Regions from separate parts of the Homo sapiens genome. Here region 2 is linked to region 1. Evidence: read pairs that join two places in POLR2A ChIA-PET (ENCODE). Cell type or tissue: Panc1. All regions are shown on one strand. Links, peaks and the distances in the headings refer to the core of each region. The heading gives the core; the rest is flanking DNA. Region 1 holds the start of RPL11 (ribosomal protein L11). Region 2 holds the start of LOC107984928 (a long non-coding RNA gene).

Evidence for each region. Peaks named below come from ENCODE experiments on the same cell type or tissue, not always from the same donor. Only the 100,000 strongest peaks of a DNase experiment are listed, where the experiment ranks them.
Region 2: POLR2A ChIA-PET joins it to region 1 with 13 read pairs; 9 of 35 experiments call an interaction of 5 or more read pairs at or near these places.

What each region holds. Positions count from the first base shown.
Region 1 is chr1:23,686,769-23,695,095 of GRCh38, reverse strand. RPL11 (ribosomal protein L11) reads right to left here and starts at 3,290. Exons shown (of 6, transcript NM_000975.5): 1 at 3,267-3,290; 2 at 2,337-2,487; 3 at 1,183-1,289; 4 at 305-436. The coding sequence starts at 3,272. RefSeq lists an enhancer at 3,009-3,328. In Panc1, for the core only: CTCF peaks have their summits at 3,215 and 3,422; DNase peaks (open chromatin) are centred at 3,006 and 3,375; H3K4me3 peaks cover 3,094 bases; H3K27ac peaks cover 2,558 bases.
Region 2 is chr1:23,571,782-23,580,108 of GRCh38, reverse strand. LOC124903876 (a long non-coding RNA gene) reads right to left here. Exons shown (of 3, transcript XR_007065537.1): 3 at 6,409-7,362. LOC107984928 (a long non-coding RNA gene) reads left to right here and starts at 2,402. Exons shown (of 2, transcript XR_007065540.1): 1 at 2,402-2,682; 2 at 2,776-3,673. RefSeq lists an enhancer at 5,263-5,352. In Panc1, for the core only: no CTCF peak of the experiment used is centred there; no DNase peak of the experiment used is centred there; H3K27ac peaks cover 925 bases.

The sequences.
Region 1 (8,327 bases), core at 299-8,298:
CTCTCCAAAGTTTCAAATCACTGGCTGGAGGGAACAGTTTCCTTCATCCACCTTTAAGCCATGTGGGTGCTTTACAGATCCTCGACTGCAAGTTCCCCAACAGCAGGGATCTTGTCCACCTTGTTCAGAGCTGCACCCCTACATTTGCCACAAATGAGGCACATTTCCCCAAGGGGGAGGAGAACACAAAGGCAGACAATATTCAAAGCTGCAACTCAACATGTGAACACCAACATACCACATATGAAATAAAGATTCCCCTCTCCTCACAGACCAGGAGCGGGAAAAGATTAAATATTCATACCACATAGAAGTCCAGGCCGTAGATACCAATGCTTGGGTCATATTTGATACCCAGATCGATGTGTTCCTGGATCCCAAAACCAAAGTTTCCAGTATCTGAGAAGTTGTTTTTTCTTAACTCATACTCCCGCACCTGTGGAGAAAAATGCAGCAATAACATTCCTTGTCATCTTCAACTCCCTCCCACCCCCAAGTAACTATTAATAGCTCAGCCTGCAACATGCACCCCAGAGCAAACAGAAGTCAATGAAACTTGGCTGAGAACACAACCTGACTTCCTCACTATACCTCGACTATAGATTCACACCCCAACTACCCAGTATGACCTCTCCCAGCTTCCAAAGAGCAGAGAAAAACCCAGAGAAAGCAGAGGCATGAAATGACTCCCAAGCATCCTTTTTCTTTTTTTTTTTTGAGACAAGAGTCTCACTCTGTGGCCTAAGCTGGAGTGCAGTGGCACAATATCAGCTCACTGCAACCTCTACCTCCCAGGTTCTAGCAATTGTCGTGCCTCAGCTTCCCGAGTAGCTGGGACTACAGGAGCCCGCCACCAAGCCCGGCTAATTTTTATCTTTTTTTAGTAGAGATGGTGTTTCACCATGTTGGCCAGGATGGTCTCGAACTCCTGGCCACAAATGATCCAACCGCCTTGGCCTCCCAAAGTGTTGGGATTACAGGCGTTGAGCCACCGTGCCCAGCCTCAAGCATCTTTTAAACCACCAAGAACAGTTTAACCCTGCTGATTGTAGAAAAAGCCTTTTAGAAGCTTAAGTAAATAAATATCAAGACACCAAAGAACAGAACATTAAATGTAACTTATCTACATGTGTTACTAAAGGAGTGCTGATCAATATCACTCCATTAGGGGATTAGGCTCACCTTTAGACCCTTCTCCAAGATTTCTTCTGCCTTGGCCCCTCGAACTGTGCAGTGGACAGCAATCTTTTCATTTCTCCGGATGCCAAAGGATCTGACAGTGTATCTAGCTGCAGGAAGTGGGTAACAAGGAGTCAGATGCCATCATACCCCCACTACACTCACCTCTTTCCCAGAACACCATCTCCATGACTTAAAGAGACATTAAGCATTCATCCACACTCTTTTAAGTTGTGGTGTTCTAATTAGTGTCTCCCACATCTATTAATAAGATTTCATCCACAGCACAGATTTTCCCATTTCCAGACATCCAGCCATCCTTCAGCAGTTAAGAACAGTCATAACGCCGAAGTTCCAGGAAGGGCAAGGTCACAACCAGAATAGGCCGAAGAAGCCACTAGTAAGATTATCATGTTCCAAAGAAAACAAAGCATTATTGACAACATCTACTATTTGCTGAAACCTTATTGTACTGTTATCCATATTTTACAGGTGAGGTTTTGAGAGGTTTATTAACTTGCCAAACATCACAGCTGGTAACAAAAAGCAGGAGTGGAATCCAAAGACTTGCCATATTTCACTGTCCTAAAGCAACTACACATGTACAACTCATTTTATCTTCCACAATTATAAAGTATTACCCTCTTTATGCAAAGAAAAAAGCAGAGGTCCAGAGAGCCCAGAGTCAGACCAGCAAATGGTGAAGCCATCACTCAAACCCAGGCAATCTGTATACAACTTTTGAGATAGGGTCAACCAGGCTGGAGTGCAGTGGCACTAATATAGGCCACTGAAGCCTCATGCTCCCGTACAGCCCTGTTCTTAATGCAGCCTATATAACCCTAACTGCTAATCAGATCTAATGATCTTTACTTCGTTCCTGACATTTCCACTCTATCTCATATCCTAGTTACTTAGGAAAATCTTTACTTGGGCTAGTCTTAGCTTAAGATCTGCTCAAATAAAATCTAGTGTTCCAATCCCACACGCCATCTTGAATAAAAAAAAAAAAAAAAGACACCTCTTGGCCGGCTCATGAATTTAATGCTTTAAGTGATGCCGACTGTCACTTTCTAAACAGACTCGACAGCAGGTAAATCAAGAAACAACCAAGCGACCCAAGCAGGCAAACCCTGTATGTCCTTGTGACTACTCACCTTTGGAAAACACAGGGGTCTGCCCTGTGAGCTGCTCCAACACCTTGGCTGCTCGCGTCAGTCTGTCTCCACTCTCCCCAACACAGATGTTGAGACAGAGTTTGCGGATGCGAAGTTCCCGCATGGGGTTCTCCTTTTCACCTTGATCCTGCTGCAACAGGGAAGAGCAGCAGTCAATACACTCACAGCTGAGGGCCCTGAGTTTTACTACTTTCTATCTGCACAGCATTTTTATTTCTGCTCATCCCAAATCGTAACGAAGACCCTGAATGTTTAAAAGGTATAATGTTTAGGGGACATCAAGGGAAGAAGACAGCTCGGAACCTATCCTTCCTCCACGAACGGAACGGGTGAAGAGAAAACTCAGGACAGTTATTGAGTGTTAAAAGATACGGACACTGAGATCGAACCCTAAGAGGCTCAGGGTAACAAAGAGCGCCCCCATTGTAAGGCCAACTAAGGGGAGTGAGCGAAGAAACAGAACTTAATTGCTCAGTTAACAGGAAACACGTGGTTATGCGACGTCCAGCATCCTATTCGGAAGCTGTCTAAAGGCTGGCACCTTCCCTAAGCGGAGCAACCGACTAAGGTTTCCTAGCACCGAGCAAGTCTCAAGTCCCCGGGACCAGGAAAAGGCCCGGACCCCCCTGCCTCAGAACCCTCCATTCACCCCATCTGCCCCCGCTGCAGCCTCCTGACCGTGCTTCTGAGCACTCCGGGCAAGTGCCCGGAGCCGCTCCTAAAACGATGGCAGGGAAAGTGACAGAATTCAACCCTGCGTCCTTGGCTCGAACGGCTCTGCTAGTTTTGGGCCAGCAGGCATTGCGGGCTCCATATTCCTCGGGCTGCGGGCGAAGTAGCCCCCGCAGGCTCGGCCTGCCATGGATGGCGACGGATAAAGGAAAGCAAATCCAGGTCCCAGCTACTCACCGCCATGATGGAGAGCAGGAAGAGAAAGCGGAGCTTCCGGCCGAGGGCCTTATGGGCCAGGAGGCGGGCTCTTTTCCCAGGCTAACCACAGAGATGAAGACGAGGAAGAGAGGCGCATTTGGCAAAGCCCTGCAGCGTCGGCTTCTCCCTTGTGGGTAGTGCTAGCCACTGCAGGCGACGCTGGCTGAAGACCGGGATCTGGGTTTTCCAAAAATAGTTTTTGAAAGCTCCCGAATCAGCACGTCCTTGAGTTTCCGGACCTTGAGGACGTTCTCTCCTCCCAGTGTCACGAGCTGGTGGTCCTTGTGTGATGAGAACGCCAAAACTACATTAAATCAATCATGCAAATTATGACGCAAATTTATTCTGTAACAACGTAAACAAATATAATTTATTTATTTATTTATTTTTTGAGACGGAGCCTCGCTGTGTCACCCAGGTTGAAGTGCAGTGGCGCGATATCGGCTCACTGCAACCTCCGCCTCCCGGGTTCAAGCGATTCTCCTGCCTCAGCCTCCCAAGTAGCTGGGATTACAGGCACGCACCACCATACCGGTCTAATTTGTTTGTATTTTTAGTAGAGATGGGGTTTCACCATGTTGGTCGGGCTGGTATGGAACTCCTGACCTCAAATGATCCACCCGCCTTGGCCTCCCAAAGTGCTGGGATTACAGGCGTGAGCCACCACTCCGGGCACAAATAGAATTTATACAAACGGAAAGGAGTGGTGGTTTAAGAGTCCCGAGCTTGAAGACAGGCAGATGTGGTCCTGTCTCGACCAGCTAGTAGCTATGTGACCTTGGGCAAGTTACTACAGGGTGCGTATTCCTAACCTGAAAAGCCTGGGACCAGACGGTTTTTAGATTTGGGATTTTTCCGGATTATGGAATATTCGCATAAACATAATGAGATATCTTGGGGATGGAACCCAAGTCTGAATATGAAATTAATTTATGTTCCATATACACCTTATACACATAGTCTGAAGGTAATTTTATACAATATTTTAAGTAAGTTTGTGCATGAAACAAAGTTTGTGTACATTGAACCATCAGAAAGCAAAGGTGTCACTATCTCAGCCACCCTTGTGGACAATCTCTGGTTGGTTGGCCTAACCATTTTTCCAGACTGTAAATGTATATGCTATTGATAAGCAATACTTTCTTACGCTTATTCACATATAAGTACTTAACAGCGGCCGGGCGCGGTGGCTCACGCCTGTAATCCCAGCACTTTGGGAGACCGAGACGGGCGGATCGCGAGGTCAGGAAATCGAGACCATCCTGGCTAACACGGTGAAACTCCGTCTCTACTAAAAATACAAAAAAAAAAAAAAAAAAAAATTAGCCGGGCGTGGTGGCGGGCGCCTGTAGTCCCAGCTACTCTGGAGGCTGAGGCAGGAGAATGGCGTGAACCTGGGAGGCGGAGCTTTCAGTGAGCCGAGGTCGCGCCACTGCACTCCAGCCTGGGTGACAGAGCGAGACTCCGTCTCAAAAATAAAAAATAAGTTCTTAACAGCAAAATATATGCTATGTCATTAATACAGTGAAAAAGTAATGTGTTCAGGGCAACTAAGCAGCAGAGGAGCATCACCAGAAAACCTGGATCAGCTGTGAAACAACAGCGACCCACCCCCCCTCCCCCCACCACCACACCCGACCCCGGCCCCGCCAACCAGGCCAGGTGCTGTGGCTCACACTTGTAATCCCAGCGCTTTGGGAGGCTAAGGCGGGTGGATCACTTAAGGTCAGGAGTTCGAGACCAGCCTGGCCAACGGGGTGAAACCCCGTCTCTACTAAAAATACAAAAATTAACCGGGCCTGGTGGTGCATGCCTGTAATCCGAGCTACTCGGAAGGCTGAGGCAGGAGAATCGCTTGAACCGAGGAGAAGAAGCTTGCAGTGAGCCAAGATCACACCACTGCACTCCAGCCTGGGTGATAGAGCAAGACCCTGTCTCAAAACAAACAAACGAACAAACAAAAAACAGCGACCACAAGTGGCAGGCTTTCAGTCTCCACCTATGATGCAGTGTTTTGATTAAAAGATTACTGTACAATGTATTTTTTTTTTTAATTTTTATTGATCATTCTTGGATGTTTCTCGCAGAGGGGGATTTGGCAGGGTCATAGGACAATAGTGGAGGGAAGGTCGGCAGATAAACAAGTGAACAAAGGTCTCTGGTTTTCCTAGGCAGAGGACCCTGCGGCCTTCCGCAGTGTTTGTGTCCCTGGGTACTTGAGATTAGGGAGTGGTGATGATTCTTAACGAGCATGCTGCCTTCAAGCATCTGTTTAGCAAAGCACGTCTTGCACCGCCCTTAATCCATTTAACCCTGAGTGGACACAGCACATGTTTCAGAGAGCACAGGGTTGGGGGTAAGGTCACCGATCAACAGGATCCCAAGGCAGAAGAATTTATCTTAGTACAGAACAAAATGAAAAGTCTCCCATGTCTACGTCTTTCTACGCAGACACGGCAACCATCCGATTTCTCAATCTTCTCCCCACCTTTCCCCCCTTTCTATTCCACAAAACCGCCATTGTCATCCCGGCCCGTTCTCAATGAGCTGTTGGGTACACCTCCCAGACGGGGTGGTGGCCGGGCAGAGGGGCTCCTCACTTCCCAGTAGGGGCGGCCGGGCAGAGGCGCCCCTCACCTCCCGGACGGGGGGCTGACCCCCCCACCTCCCTCCCGGACGGGGCGGCTGGCTGGGCGGGGGGCTGACCCCCCCACCTCCCTCCCGGACGGGGCGGCTGCCGGGCGGAGACGCTCCTCACTTCCCAGACGGGGTGGCTGCCGGGCAGAGGGGCTCCTCACTTCTCAGACGGGGCGGCTGCCGGGCGGAGGGGCTCCTCACTTCGCAGACGGGGCGGATGCTGGGCGGAGGGTCTCCTCACTTCTCAGACGGGGCGGCTGGGCAGAGACGCTCCTCACCTCCCAGACGGGGTCGCGGCCGGGCAGAGGCGCTCCTCACATCCCAGACGGGGCGGCGGGGCAGAGGCGCTCCCCACATCTCAGACGATGGGCGGCCGGGCAGAGACGCTCCTCACCTCCCAGGTGGGATGGCGGCCGGGAAGAGGCGCTCCTCACTTCCCAGATGGGATGGCGGCCGGGCAGAGACGCTCCTCACTCTCCAGACTGGGCAGCCAGGCAGAGGGGCTCCCCACGTCCCAGACGATGGGCGGCCAGGCAGAGACACTCCCCACCTCCCAGACGGGGTGGCGGCCGGGCAGAGGCTGCAATCTCGGCACTCTGGGAGGCCAAGGCAGGCGGCTGGGAGATGGAGGCTGTAGCGAGCCGAGATCACGCCACTGCACTCCAGCCTGGGCACCACCGAGCACCGAGTGAACCAGACTCCGTCTGCAATCCCGGCACCCCGGGAGGCCGAGGCCGGCGGATCACTCGCGGCCAGGAGCTGGAGACCAGCCCGGCCAACACAGCGAAACCCCGTCTCCACCAAAAAAGCATGAAAACCAGTCAGGCGTGGCGGCGCGCGCCCGCAACCGCAGGCACTCGGCAGGCCGAGGCAGGAGAATCAGGCAGGGAGGCTGCAGTGAGCCGAGATGGCAGCAGTACAGTCCAGCCTCGGCTCGGCATCAGAGGGAGACCGTGGAAAGAGAGGGAGAGGGAGACCGAGAGGGAGAGGGGAGAGGGGAGAAGGGAGAGGAGAGAGGGGACTACACTGTATTTTTTTTAAGGTGAGAAGAAACATCAGAAGCAGTTGAGGGAGCAGGAAGTGGGTCCCCTAGGGACAAGGAGGCATTCTCCTGGATGGCTTTTTAAAATGTTTCCTCCAGAGTCATCTGCCTTTTTTTTTTTTTTTCTATTTTTTTTTGTTTGTTTTTTGTTTTTTGTTTTGTTTTGTGGCAGGGTCTTGCTCTGTTGCCCAGGCTGGAGTGCAGTGGTGTGATCTTGGCTCACTGCAGCCATGACTTCCCGGGCTCACATGATCCTCCCACCTCAGCCTCCCACGTAGCTGGGACCACAGGTGCACACTACCATGCCCAGCTAATTTTTTAAATTTTTTGTAGAGATGGGGTCTTGCCATGTTGCCCAGGCTGGTCTCCAACTCCTGGACTCAAGCGATCCTCCCACCTTTGCCTTCCAAAGTGCTGGGATTACAGGCATGAACTGCCACACCAGGCTTCATCTGCTTCATTACCAATGGTTTTTGTCTTAGACATGATTTTGTTATGAATGCATTCTGCTCTTGCCCCTCAATAAGCTCATCATGCATTTTCTCTTTTTTTTTTCTTTTCTTTTTTTTTTTTTTGAGACAGAATCTCACTCTGTTGCCCAGGCTGGAGTGCAGTGGCTCCATCTCGGCTCACTGCAACCTCCACCTCCTGGGTTCAAGCAATTCTCCTGCCTCCGCCTCCGGAGTAGCTGGGATTACAGGCGTCCACCACCATGCCCGGCTAATTTTTGTGTTTTTTTTTAGTAGAGACAGGGTTTCACCATGTTGGCCAGGCTGGTCTCAAACTCCTGACCTCAAGTGATCCACCCGCCTCAGTCTCCCAAAGTGCTGGGATTACAGGCATGAGCCACTGCACCTGGCCTACAAATCTTTAAAAATGTAACATCATGTCTCGTCTTAAATTTCTGCAACCAGCCAGGTGCAGTGGCTCATACCTGTAATCCCAACAGTTTGGGAGGCCAAAGTGGGAGGGTTTCTTGAGCCTAGGAGTTTACGACCAGCCTGGGCAACATGGCAAGACCCTGTCTCTGCAAAAAATTTATTAGCCTGGCATGATGGTGTATGTGTGTGTGTTCCCAGCTACTTGGGAGGCTGAGGTGGGAGGACTGCTTGAGCCTAGGAGGCTGAGTCTGCAGTGAGCCATATTTATGTCACTGCACTCCAGCCTGGGTAATAGAGTGAGACCTGTCCCCACACCCCAAAAAATCTGCAATCAGCCTGTTGAATATTCAGTTTCCTTAAATTTTCTGTTCATCGTGATAGATCTTGCTTGTTTCACCTTCAGTATACCATTAAGCGGCACATGTTGGATGGATCCATCAGTGCAATGCTGATGGATCTACTCTTCTTTTTTGTTGAGAC
Region 2 (8,327 bases), core at 69-8,068, 110 kb after region 1:
CTCAAACTCCTGACCTCATGATCCGCCCATCTCGGCCTCCCAAAGTGCTGTGATTACAGATGTGAGCCACCGTGCCTGGTCTCCTTTCTCTTATAAGCACATCAGTCCTTGGATTTAGGTCCCACCAAAAATACAGGATATCATTTCAAGATCCTTAATTCTATCTTTAGATACCCTATTTCCAAATAAGGTCCCATTCACAGGTACTGGGTATTAAAATTTAACACATATCTGGCCGGGCACAGTGGCTCACGCCTGTAATCCCAACACTTTGGGAAGCCGAGGCAGGTGGATCACATGGTCAGGAGATCTAGACCATCCTGGCTAACACGGTGAAACCCCGTCTCTACTAAAAATACAAAAACTTAGCCAGGCATGGTGGCCGGCGCCTGTAGTCCCAGCTACTCAGGAGGCTGAGGCAGGAGTATGGTGTGAACTCGGGAGTCAGAGCTTGCAGTGAGCCGAGATCGCACCACTGCACTCCAGCCTGGGCAACAGAGCAAGACTCTATCTAAAAAAAAAAAAAAAAAAAAAAAAAAAAATTAACACATATCTTTTGGGGAACATCACTACTCAACCTATTGTTATCACCACCACCACCACCACTACCACCCTGGCTCAGCAAATCTTCACTGAGCATGAGCAGTGTGCCAGCCAGGGGCACAGCAGTCATACTACATTAGTGCTGCCTATGGTCTAGTGGGAAAGGTAGACAAGGCACAGGTAATGGTGGGGTGATGATTTTTTTTATTTGAGATGGGGTCTCACTCTGTCACCCAGGCTGGAGTACAGTGGCACAATCTTCGCTCAATGCAGCCTCCACCTTTTGGGCTCAAATGATCCTCCCACCTCAGCCTCCCCAGTAGCTGAGACCACAGATGTGCACTACCAGGCCTGGCTAATTTTTCATTTTTTTGTAGAGATGGGGTTTTGCCATGTTGCTCAGGCTGATGTCGAACTCCTGAGTTCAAGCAATCTACCCGCCTCAGCCTCCCCAAAGTGTTGGGACTATAGGCGTGAGTCACCACGCCTGATGCAGAGTGGTTTCTAAACTAACTGTAGAAATACAAATATGGGCTCACAACGGAGAGAACAGGTAATATTGCCTGAGATGGGATAAAGCAGGGAGCACAGTATATGTCCTATTAATTAATCAAGACACTTCAGGGAAATCTATTTGCAGAAAAAAGCAACAGAGAAGAAGAGAAAGTCTGAACTTCAACTTTTAAGACAGAAAGCCCTCAAATGCAGACTTTACCTGTCTGTGCCTCAGTTCTCTTATCTGTAAAATGGGAATACTAATAGAATTGGTCTCATAGGGTTATTGTTAGGTTTAAGCCAAATCACTGAAGCATTCGTTGAACAAATATTTATTGAACATCTTCTACATACCAGGCACATTATATACAGTAAAGAGCTAGCAAAATGCCCGTCACCAATAAAACACTTAATAAATGTCAGTGCCTGTCCTCTTTCCCCCAATTCATAAGTTAGATAAAACTTCAGGACAGAAGTACAAGAGAGATCATAAGGCAGGACAGGCTAAAGGCCAAGTCAAGAGCATGAGATATGTGTGTTTAGAGAACAGCGAGGATGTGGCCAGATGGGTCTGCGAATGCTTCCTGGAGGAAGTGGGCTTTGCATCAGAACTTGGAGGATACACAAGGAGAGGAGGGAGGACTCCATGCAGCAATGATGGCATAAACAAAAACTGGGGCAAGGAAATTAGATAAGAAACATGTTTGATCCAGACACTGACCCTTTCTGTAAGATTCTGGATTTTTGGAGGGCAAATGAAGCAACAGTGAAAGTTCAAGATTTTCTAAATCTAAAACAAAATCAAGGGTAAGTACAGATGAAAATGTACTTAACCGTATCACAAGCATTTGCATTTCTTTCAATTTTGCTCCAACTTTGGTATCACTTTTTATGCAGGGCATTTCCCATAGGGAATAGTTCCATGTGTTTCTACTATGTATATTTAGATTGTCTGCTTTTCCTGTTCAATGTGGCTCCTGAAGGCAGGGGCTGTATTTTATCGCCAGTACATTGCTGGTGCTTGGCATATAGTGAGCACTCAGTAAGCATTTCATCGAATGAATTACTTTTATATTTCTATTTTACATAAAAGCATGAAATTTTGAATTTGTGCTAAAATTCTTAATCCTGGCCTAGGGCAAGTATAATATTGATATGTATAAGGAAAGCCAGGCAGGATTGTTTAGCTGGAGACAGCTTCTAGAATGACCAGCCCAGGATCCAGTAGGACTTGCTGGAGCCACACAGAGGCCTTGCTAAACTAAAATTATGAATTCGCAGGCTGTGCTACGAACCCATTAGGCTATGTTGCTTTAAACTCGGGTCAGCCAACCAAAAGGTGGATGCAAAAGACTTTCTTTAAACAAGCCAGCAGCTTGAGGCTTGAAATAGAACAGAAAGGGAATTCACAGGACTCAACCTTGTCTTCTGTCTGGAGCTCTTGAGACCCAAGGATACTGGCCAGGCGAACCACACTGCGATAAGAAACAGCAGCTGAAAGTTTGTTTTTGGAGCCACCAGATCCAGTGGGTGGACTGTGTCTTGAAATAGAAGCATCTCAAAGGCCTGTGAATCATTTCTTAGTGCCGGCCTGCAAGGTTTCATATCCTGTTCTCAGAGCTACCTTGGGTGCTGTATGTATATGTATGTGTGTGTATTGTTTTCAGGGTTGTTTGCCTAGGATTTGGTTTTGAAACTTTTACTTTCTTTTAATAGCTTTTTTTTTTTTTTTTTAAGCTGGAAGAATTTTTCAAATGGTTTTTGCGAGAAAGTTCAAACCCTGGAATGACTAAGTCGCTGGAAGAATTTGGACTTTGTGAGGGGAATTTGCACTTGGTATGAATCACCCAGTCACTGATTCCTGCAGTGAGAAGACCTTTCGGAAAGCTTCTGGGTCAGCCCCCTCGTACACATGGGGAAACCGAGGCTCAAGGAGGGGAAGGACTTCAGCCAAGGTCCCACAGCATGTCTGTGGAAATGACAGGACTGGAATCAGGTCTAGCTCCTGGAACAGCTTTGGATTTGCAAGAAGCTCTCAAGCACCCAGTCTCCATAGGTGGGCACATTTTCCAAACAGTAGAGGAACAGAAAGAACAAGAGGGTTCTGAGGAGTTAGAACTCACCATAGAGTTATGGAAGGAATGGGGAAGGGATTGCCGGAAGGTATTTTATATGAAATAGCTCATTTAATCCTCCCCAGGATCCTATTAGGCAGTGGTTCTAAACTAGGGTTGATTTTGCCCCCAGAGGACATTTGGCAAGATCAGGGGACATTTTAGGTTTGTCACAGCTTGAGTGGGAGTTGCTACTGGCATCTCTTGGCAGTGAATACCCTATGTGGTAGAGGCCAGGGATACCGCTAAACATCCTGCAATGCACAGGACAGCCTCACAACAAAGAATTATCCAGCCCAAAATGTCAATAGTGTTGGGTCTGAGAAGCCCTGCTATGCAGAGGGCGCTTGTATATACATATCAATTTAACAGCCAAGAAAGCCGAGGCTCAGAAAGTGTAGCCACTCGCTAGCCACGTGGTCTTGGGCAAATTAGCCTCTCTGTGTCTCAGTTTCCTTATCTGTAAAATGGAGGCAACAGTACCTCTGTTACCTAAATAAACATTTGTAAAGCACTTAGAATGGTGCCTGGCACATAGTGTTACATGAATGTTTGCTAAAAATATATAAACAAGCTTACCCAGGAAACACGGAAAGTAAAAGAATTGTAATGAAAGCCCAGGTGAAAAAAATCTAAAGAGACTTAAGGACATGGGGGCTGGAATATGAGAGACCTCCTGGGGGTGTACAGCCCTGTGAGCAGGTAAGGCTGTCCACCGTGTGACATCCTATGTTCCCTGCCACCCCCCACCACCAGTAGCCATGAGGTTTTCCTTCTCAGACACTGCTACCTTAAATGCACTTCATCTTTTTAGGTTAAAATGATATGCACTTCAACATGAATCTCCTTGGCAAGTATCTGACACAGTAAGCCACTATCAGTCACTAAGAATAATTCAGGATAAATTAGTTTTTCAGTTGCCTCCCAACAAATAGGCCGAATGCAGGTTATACTGAGAGTGGAAGGTAAACAGAGGCTGACAGCTTAGTGTTCAGAGGCAGGCTTAGGACAGTGCTGGCAGGTGCACAGTTGTCCTCAGCAATCCTAGACCATCAGTCATTCCCCTACCAGCCAGCACCACCTAGAACAGGCCTCAAGTCTGGGCCCTGCCTAGCTTTGCACCCCCTTTCAGAACCTGCTCCTGACCCTCCCCCACCTTCAGCTCTCCTGGTCTTTTTACTCAGTCTGGGGCCTATTCCCTACTTTCCCACTTTGACCTCTAATCCTGTCCTCAGTCAGAGCCCAGATTCCTCCACCAGCTGCTGAGACCTGCCAACTTGCTAAGTGATTGCCCTACTCAATGCTGAAGGCCTGACATATCAGCCCGGCTCTCTCAGCAAGCCCCAGGGCTGTGAAGGAAACTGGGCAGAGGGTGTCACAAGAGTGGAGGGAGAAAAAACCAAAGCAAGGGTCACCCATATCTCTACTCTGCCCAGAACCCGCCTGCTACGCCTATTCATTAGAACATTCATGGCCATTTACCGAGCTCTTTAAGCTATGAGTCTTGCACACTTACAACAGCTCTCACAGCTGTGCCCCACTCCCCCATCCCTGGAGACCTACAAGGGCCCATATTAACTGTATTACTTCTCTATTGCTGCTATAACAAAATGACTACAAACTTAGTCACTTAAAACAACTTAAGTTTATGCTCTCAAACCAACCTGATCTCACTGGGCTAAAATCAGGGTGTTTGCAGGGACTTCCCTTTCGGAGAATCTGGAAGATAATTGATTTCCTTGCCTTTTCCAGCTTCTGGAGGCTGCCAACATTCCTTGGGTTGTGACCCCTTCCTTCATTTTCAAAGCCAGCAACATGGCATCTCTCTGACCCTGTTTTCGTGGTTGCCTCTCTTTCTCTGACTCTTTTCTGCTGCCCTCTCCCACTTTTAAGGACCCTTCTGATTCCATTGGACCCACCTAGATAATCCTGCATAGCAACCTTCATTCCATCTGCAAACTTAATTCCCACTTGCCGTGTAACAGTACATTCACAAATTATAGGGATTAGGACACAGACATCTTTGGAGGTGACTATGATCCTGCCTACCATGTTAACCAACCCAGAGTGGCGGGGACCATACAACCCAGAGAGCTTGTGCTCCTTCTCAAGGGAGCAACTGCTGCTCAGCTCCAGCTGTCATCATCATGCATCAGTATGGGTTCAGTGTGGCTGAGTCTGCCAATATTTCAAGTGAAATCAGAAAATTGGACTTTCAGGTGAAGATTTCCAATTCTGACATCACTGTGCAGACCAAAAAAGAACAAAAAATCTCATAGGCTAGATATAGCCTGAAGCCACCCAGGTGTGACCTCTGGGTCCACCTCTACCACATCAGCTGTGTGAGATGATGAGATTTCTCTGGCATTTACAGGCTCTGCAGGTTCTGGGGGATGGAGAACCAGTCAGGCCTAGAGGCCAGAGAGAATGTGGTCAGGAGCATAGCGGGTACTGAAGGGGGTGCCTCAGGGGAAAGTTCAGAGGGAGAAGGGACTGACCATCTCCCTAAGGGACTAACCATCACCTGCAGGAAGCAGCAGTGCCTCAAAGGGTACAGGAAATCAGGCTGAGGCCGACCTGAAGAAATCAACCAGAGTAAGGTGGGCTTTATGGCTTGTGACCTCAGAACAAATCAAGCACACTCTTTCTACTTTCAAAAAGTATCAGTTCTTCCCCTCCCCACAAAACTAGCAACATTGGCTGACTGTGAGAAGAGGATGGCAGGGGCCGGGGTGAGAAGGAGGCCTTTCACTTTATGCCTCTCGAGCTTTTTGAGTTTTTAACCAGGTGAAAGTATTACCTACTTAAAACATTAAATTCAAAAGCTTTTATTCATTTAAAAATATTTTAAAATACAATCGATTACATTAGAGGTAAAAACACAAAAGTAGTTGTCATGGTGATGCTACTGCACTTCCATGAAGATGGTATGTGTGGTCATATAACAGGATGGTTTAGAAATGGTGAAATCTTCATACATTTGGCTAATTACTCCGGACCCATCGCCTGTCATTCAAACTGATGGCTGCTTTTCCTTATCCTTACATGCCAGCACTTGAATAAACCAGGTTGGTGTCTTTTGGAGTTCTTTTCCATTCTGACTGGCACAAAGCTAAGGCTCTGGAGTCAGTCGGCTTGCCTCTTCCATGCTGTGTGACCTTGAACAACATGCTTAGCCTCTCTGAGCCTGTTTCCTCATCTGTATAATGGCTTCATAGGCTTTTTATGAAGATAAATGAGTTAATGTGTATAAAGCACTTGAAACAGCACAAAATCAGTGCCCATAAATGTTGACACTTATTATTAACTATTTTCATTATTCTTTTAATCTTGTTTATTTTTGAGTGGGGGGATTATTAAAACCATAACTTAAGACATGTAACAAAACATAAGTAACGTAGGTGAACTAAAATGAAGCGAATTTAACCTCTGGTCCCCCAAATCCTTACAAGCGCCCTCTTAACAGGAGTATCATTGTCTATTTCATAGATAGAAAAACTGAAGCTTGGGGAAAGTGAGTGAGTTGCTCTAGGACACTGAGTTTGGAAATAGAAAAGATAGGAGCTTGAACCGCGTTTTCAAGACTCCAGATCCCATGGCTTTCAACTCGAGGCTGTCCTACAGTATGATTATAAAGTAACAGGTGCTCCTTCCTTATTTGGTCCAAAAGAAAAAAAAATTGCAGGGCTCAGAGGGGAACTTGGCTTTTTGATTTGTTCAGTTTGGGGTCAGCCCTTCCTTGCTCCTGGCCCCAGATTCAGTAGATTCCAGGGTGGGGGGGTCAGGTCAGCAGGTCTCTGGCTTATATTCTGGCCTCAGCTTTGGAGCCAAGTTATTCTCTCCCCTGGGAGGGAGTCAGGGTTGGGGAGGGGGTGTCAGAGCCTGGAGACTGCTGTGGATGTCCCTGGCCCAGCTGTGGCCTGAGCTTTCTCACCAGGAGGCTTTCCCAGCATCCCCACTCTTCCCCAGGCCTTCTGCCATCTCTCCCAATTCTCACCATCCAAGAAGTAGTTGTTGCAGCTTGAAAACATGGCTGCTAGCAAACTTGTGGGTTAAATGCCCCAGGAAGATGGAGCGCACTGCCCAAGCAATTTCCAGGAAGCAGGACAGCCCAGAGGTCAGGAACACTTTGCAGTTTTGAAATTTGGCTCTTTTGCTTCTAGCTCTTCGGTCTTAGGCGGGTGGCTTCACCTTTCTGATGCTTCCGCAACTGTGAAATGGGATGATAATAGTATCTGTCACAAAAGTTGTTTGGAAGCCTGGGCAGCATAGAGAGACCCTGTCTCTACAAATAAGTACAAAAAAATTGGGCCGGGCGCAGTGGTCTATAATCCTATAATCACAGCACTTTGGGAGGACCAGGCAGGCAGATCACGAGGTCAGGAAATCGAGACCATCCTAGCTAACATGGTGAAACCCCGTCTCTACTAAAAATACAAAAAAATTAGCTGGGTATGGTGGTGGGCGCCTGTAATCCCAGCTATTCAGGAGGCTGAGGCAGGAGAATGGTGTGAACCCAGGAGGCGGAGCTTGCAGTGAGCCGAGATTGCACCACTGCACTCCAGCCTGGGCGACAGAGTGAGACTTCATCTCAAAAAAAAAAAAAAAAATTTGCCAGCTGTGGTGGCATGTACCTGTGGTTCCAGCTACTCGGGAGGCTGAGGCAGGAGGATTGCCTAAGCATGAAGGTTGAGGCTGCAGTGAGCCATGATCAGGCCACTGCACTCCAGCCTGGGCAACAGAGCAAGACCCTGTCTCCAAAAAAAAAAAAAAAAAAGTTGTTGGGAGAATTTTTAAAAAGAGATTTATTGGTGTTTAATTTACATACTAGAAAATTCACCAATATTTATGTATATAATTCAATGATTTTTAGCACATTTACAGAGTCGTGCAACCATCACATCAATTCCAGAATACTTTCATCACCCCCACATAAAACCCTGTATCCATTAGCAGTCACTCCCCTTCTGTCCCCCAGTCCCAGGCAACCATTAATCTACTTTCTGTCTCTATAAATTTTTAGAAATTTATAGAAATTTCTTTTAGAAATTTCACATAAATGGAACTGCACAGTATGTGGTCCTTTGTGTCTTGCTCCTTTCATGTAAGCATATTTTTTGAGGTCCATCTATTTATTGTGTAGATTAGTAGTTCATTCCTTTTTTATAGCTGAAT